2 separate regions of the Homo sapiens genome follow, and region 1 is linked to region 2. A link is an interaction called in ENCODE POLR2A ChIA-PET data of the cell type or tissue named here. Cell type or tissue: MCF 10A. All regions are shown on one strand. Each heading gives the region's core, and the rest is flanking DNA. Links, peaks and the distances in the headings are about the cores only.

What was found. ChIA-PET counts read pairs that join two places held together with the same protein. Peaks named below come from ENCODE experiments on the same cell type or tissue, not always from the same donor. Only the 100,000 strongest peaks of a DNase experiment are listed, where the experiment ranks them.
Region 1: POLR2A ChIA-PET joins it to region 2 with 5 read pairs; 1 of 35 experiments calls an interaction of 5 or more read pairs at or near these places.

What each region holds. Positions count from the first base shown.
Region 1 is chr12:109,793,942-109,796,701 of GRCh38, forward strand. TRPV4 (transient receptor potential cation channel subfamily V member 4) reads right to left here. Exons shown (of 16, transcript NM_021625.5): 7 at 2,584-2,760; 8 at 388-546; 9 at 1-81. Among named protein-coding and RNA genes, the nearest start is that of FAM222A-AS1, 22 kb to the left of the region's middle. In MCF 10A, for the core only: no CTCF peak of the experiment used is centred there; a DNase peak (open chromatin) is centred at 1,270.
Region 2 is chr12:109,926,223-109,929,022 of GRCh38, forward strand. No RefSeq gene overlaps it. Among named protein-coding and RNA genes, the nearest start is that of TCHP, 27 kb to the left of the region's middle. RefSeq lists an enhancer at 1-709. In MCF 10A, for the core only: a CTCF peak has its summit at 1,547 (motif pointing left); a DNase peak (open chromatin) is centred at 1,529.

The DNA.
Region 1 (2,760 bases), core at 261-2,760, 130 kb before region 2:
GAACAGGACCCCAGTGAAGAGCGTAATGACCTCGCCAGCCAGCCGCAGGTAGTCCACCGTGGTGCGGTAAGGGTACGGCGGCTGGGGAGCAGCAAGGGCACACAGGTCGTCACCCAGCCCCTCCAACATCTGGCCCCCAATCCAGATGTTCCCCCAGGCCCGAAACATCGGCATCCCATGGAGCCTCCTCCTTCACTCTCTTCCTCCTGAGTCTTCCTCCTCCCAGCTCAGGGCCACCCGTGGATGCTGGAGGGCGCCTCCCCAACCTGTTCCTAAACCTTCTCCGGGTCCCCCTACAGGGGACCCAGAAGGATGAGGTTGTGCCCCAGTCCTGCATGGCTCAGCCCAGTGCCTGCCCCAGCCCCTGCCCGGTCCCCGGGCACTCACTGTGCCCTCCAGCGGCTGGTAGTAGGCGGTGAGAGTGAAGATGACCATGGCACACAGGTAGGAGACCACGTTGATGTAGAAGGAGACGGCCCCGAACTTGCGCCACTTGTCCCGCAGCAGTTCATTGATGGGCTCCACAGCCAGCATCTCGTGGCGGTTCTAAGAGAGGCAGGGTGGTCGGGGGCTGCCTTCCTGAGATGGGTGGGGGGTCCAGGCAGGCTGCCTCGGGTGTGCCTTCCCCCACCCTCCACCCGGACAGCGCTTTCTCTTTCCATCCATTCCTCAGCTGCATTCACGGATTCATGAATGGATTCAGCTGCCCAATTCTGCCTCAATGTACCTTTCCACCCTATTCTAGCATCACAGAACTCGGAACTGGAAAGTCCCTTAAAAGACATTTATTTTCAGGCCGGCCGCAGTGGCTCATGCCTGTAATCCTAGCACTTTGGGAGGCCAAGACAGGCGGATCACCTAAGGTCAGCAGTTCAAGATCAGCCTGGCCAATGTGGTGAAACCCTGTCTCCACTAAAAACACAACAATTAGCCGGGCGTGGTGGTGCACACCTGTAATCCCAGCTACTCCTAAGGCTGAGGCAGGAGAATCACTTGAACCTGGGAGGCGGAGATTGCAGTGAGCCTAGATCGCACTACTGCACTCCAGCCTGGGCAACAAGAGTGAGACTCCATCTCAAAAAAGAAAAAAAGACATTTATTCTCATGGTTCCCAAACTCCAATCTGTGGATAGTACCAAGCTGCTGGCCGCAAAATAATTTATGTAACTTGCTGCAAGTATAAATCCTGGCCTCCGCTCTCAGAAATTCTGATTCAGAGAGAAAGATTGAGAAATTTTGCCCAAAGATGATAAATGATTGACTCACCACAATTCTCCAATTCTGAACCCAGGGCAGACATCAATAATTGAGCCCTGCACAATTGTATTCATACAGTTCCCTGGGTAGACACTACTAATCAATCAGTTTGCACCTGAGATGCTAAACCTCCTGCCACCACTAATTTAAATCAAGATGGTCACTAATTCAAAAAATGAGGGAAATGAGGTCTTGCAAGGAAGCCAAGCTCACAGACCAGTAAGCCACAGGGCAGGGCTAGAAGGAAGACCACCTGCACCCAGTCCCCAGCATTTTCTGCTCCATTTTTATAGCTTCCTAGCCCTTTATTAACTTGAGTTTCTCTATAATCATGATTTGTGCAATAAAGCAGCCACAGAGATGCTCTTATAGTGTTATTCCTGATAAAGGCAGAAACAAACCCAAGCGACCAGCAATAAGAGAACAGTTCATTTGAATATGGTATGTTTACATGCAGCGACAATATTACCAAAGAATATTTAAAAGTACAGAACGACGTTCACAAAATACTGCTAAGTAGGGAAAAAAAAGCTTGGTTTTTTGTTTGTTTGTTTGTTTGTTTATTTTGAGACAGGATCTCACTCTGTCACCCAGGCTGGAGTGCAGTGGCATGATCTCGGCTCACTGAAGCCTCGACCTCCCCAGGCTCAGGTGATCCTCCCACCTCGCCTCCCAAGTAGCTGGGACTACAGGCTCGCACCACCATGCCTAGCTAATTTTCATTTTTATTATTTTTTTTTGGTAGAGACGGGGTTTCGCCATATTGCCCAGGCTAGTCTCAAACTCCTGGCTTCAAGCAATCCGCCCACCTTGGCTCCCCAAAATGCTAGAATTACAGGCATAAGCCACCATGCCTGACCGAAAAAAAAGAGCTTTCAAAAGTTCATATAACAACCATGAGTAGTAAAAGCTGACATAATGTTTACTCTGTGCCAAGCCATTCTAAAATTAACCTCTTTGGTCCTCCCAAGAACCCCATGGGATATCCATGATCCTTATCCCCAGGTTACAAATGAAGAAGCTGAGACCCAGAGAGGTGGAGCCACTTGTCCTGAGACACACAGCATGTAAGTTACAGAGCCAGGATCCCAACCCAGTCCTACCTGCCCCAAAAGTCCATCTTCCCACAAGTCTTGCTCATTTCCTCACATGGCAGACACTGTTCTGGGCACTTAGTTGGCACCTTCTCTTGCATTCAGCCAACAGACCCACCACGTTGGGTCCTAGAGGCTGGGGCTGTCTCCCCCAGCCCAGCCCCAGGGCCCTGTCCCTACTCCCAGCCCTGCCCCTCCTTCCTCACACCCCATGCCCCCTCCTGGAGCCCACCTCAATCTTGCTGTTGTACACCAGGATCTCCAGCACGGAGGCCTCTTCCCCACACGTGTCCAGGGAGGAGAGGTCATAAAGCGAGGAATACACTGGCCCATAGGCCCAGTCCTTGAACTTGCGGGACAGGTGCCGTGTGTCCTCATCCGTCACCTCCCGCCGGATGATGTGCTGAAA
Region 2 (2,800 bases), core at 91-2,590:
GGAGCCTTACCCCTTCTGGGTTGGGATGGGAGCTCTCAGTGCCTCTGCAGCCACCAAAACTGCAGCTGCAGACCCAGGCCTCCCGCTCCAGGAGGGTGGGGCTACTGCCGCCCAAACTGCAGTTGTGGATTTGAGCCTCCTTGTGCTCTTGGGTTCTTGGGGGATCCAGGAAGAGGCAGGATCTGCCCTCCTGGGTACAGCTGCAGCCACTGGACCTATGACTGCAGACCTGAGCCTCCCGCTCCATGAAGCAGGCAGGAGCTGGGGACAATCGGGAACCCTTCCTCTTCTCAGTTGGTGGGGCGGGAGCTCCCGGGTGCAGCTGTGGCTGCCCTCCCAGGTGCAGGACCTGGGTGTCTCTGCAGCCTGCATCCTCGGGTGCCCCAGAAAGGACCCCCCAGTCTCTGCAGGCTCAGGGGTGTCTGTTCCCACTGCCTGGCCTCTCTCAGCTCCCAGCACCCTCTCCCATCTCAGAGCAGGGTTGGGGCCAAGCCCTGGGGCCATGAATGGCAGCAGGAGGCAGACAGTCCTGGGTGGGAGTGGGCAGGGTCCCCAGTAAGGCCTCACCTACAGGCCAGGGGGGGCCTGAAGGCTGGGGGCCAGGCTGCCAGTCCTGCAGACCTGAGTGGGGACTTGTGGTACCTCTTACGGGCCTGCCCATGGCCACCCATGGACCAGTCGGCAGGCACTTCCTCCCCCTGTGGTCCATAAAAGCCCTGGGCTCAGCCAGAGCAGACCAGAGGATGGAGAGGGCGGAGAGATGATGACGGGACAACCAGCTGCAGAGAGGAGTGCTCTCTCTGATGACAGCTGCAGATGATGGGACGACTCCTCTACTACTGCAGAGAGGAGTAGTACCCTTTCCCCTGAGAGCTGCAGAGACAACCTGCTGGCAGAGAGGAGCTACCCTCTCTACTGAGAGCTTCAGAGACCTGCAGAGACGTCCGAATGACTTGCCTGTGGAGAGGAGCCACCCTCTCCAGGGCCTCCTCTCTGCTGACAGCTGAACACTTGACGGGACGACCTGCCTACAGAGAGGAGCTGTTCTAACACTAAATAAAAATCTTTGGCCAGGCATGGTGGCTCACGCCTGTAATCCCAGCACTTTGGGAGGCTGAGGTGGGTAGATCACGAGGTCAGGAGATCGAGACCAGCCTGACCAACATGGTGAAACCCCGTCTCTACTAAAAACACAAAAATTAGCTGGGCATGGTGGCACGTGCCTGTAATCCCAGCTACTCAGGAGGCTGAGGCAGGAGAATCGCTTGAACCCAGGAGGTGGAGGTTGCAGTGAGCCGAGATTGCACCGCTGCACTCCAGCCTGGGCAACAGAGCAAGACTCTGTCTAAAAAAAAAAAAAAAAAAAGAAAAAAAAAGTCTTCACCCTCCACTTGTCTGCGTACCTCATTCTTCCAGGATGCAGGACAACAAGAACTCAGGCAAAGGCACTGGCCAGATATTTCCAGCCAGAAAAATCGACACCCCAGAGATCCTGTAACATTGTGACTCCGCCGGAGGCTGGGAAGCGCACCCTGGTGGTGAAGAGGAGTAAGGAGCATGACAGCAACTGACACACTCTCTCCTTGGATGTGAGGCTCGGCCTCCTGGGCTGTAAACATCCTTATCTGAAAAATGGGAAGAAACCACTCACTTCATCTGGCTGTAGTGAGGATGAAATGAATGAACATGTGTCAAGAACTCAGCACAGGCCAGGCGTGGTGGCTCACGCCTGTAATCCTAGCACTTTGGGAGGCCGAGGCAGACAGATCATGAAGTCAGGAGTTGGAGACCAGCCTGGCCAACATAGTGAAACCCCGTCTCTACTAAAAAAAATACAAAAAAATTAGCTGGGCATGGTGGCACGCACCTGTAGTTCCAGCTACTCGGGAGACTGAGGCAGGAGAATTGCTTGAACCCGGGAGGTAGAGGTTGTGGTGAGCTGAGATCACGCTGCTACGGTCCAGCCTGTCTCAAAAAAGAAAAAAAAAAAGAACTCAGCACAGTGCCTGGCACAGAGGAAATGTCAGCTAAAATTATAATGATGACTTCACATGACTCTCCTACACTAAAACATGTTTAAAAGCAGAAGCCAAGGAGCTGTGTGGTGGGAAAGGCCTGGAAACGGTCTACAGCAGAGCTTCGCAGAGTGTGGTCCCTGGAACCTGTTAGAAGTGCCTACTCCTGGGCCCCACCCCAGAGCTGCTGAACCAGACTGTGGGGGCCCGGCATGGTGAGCCTGCCAGGGTTCCAGGAGGTCTGCTGCTGGCTCTTTTGAGCCTCCTTGCCTGAGGAGGTTGCTCTGGGTGTGAGCTGTGTGAGACACTGGTCCTAAGCCTGCACAGACGTCCCCCTGAACAAGCAGGATCACAGCGAGGACGTGGCATCTTTCTGACTTCTCACTTGGAAAAGTACCCGTGGTGCTCAGGCCCTACCCCACCCTTCTTCCATTTGGGAGTAGAGTCCCAAGTCACCTAACCAGAGGACAATCACTGGTGACCATGGGCAGCCCTGATGAACCCCCATGCAAATCTATACCAGCTCCCCCTAGGAACCTGCACAGGTGGCCTTTCTCTGAAAATAAAATAAGACCAGTGGTTTTAAGACACTGAGCTCATTCCAGGACCCCATCACCTGTTAGGAAGAAGGGAGGGCATCTGTGCTGGGCTGGCTTTCGCTGCATTAAAAAAATTAAACGTAGGGGCCAGGCACAGTGGCTCACGTCTGTAATCCCAGCAGTTTGGGAGGCCGAGGCGGGTGGATCACTTGAGGCCAGGAGTTCGCACCAGCCTGGGTAACATGG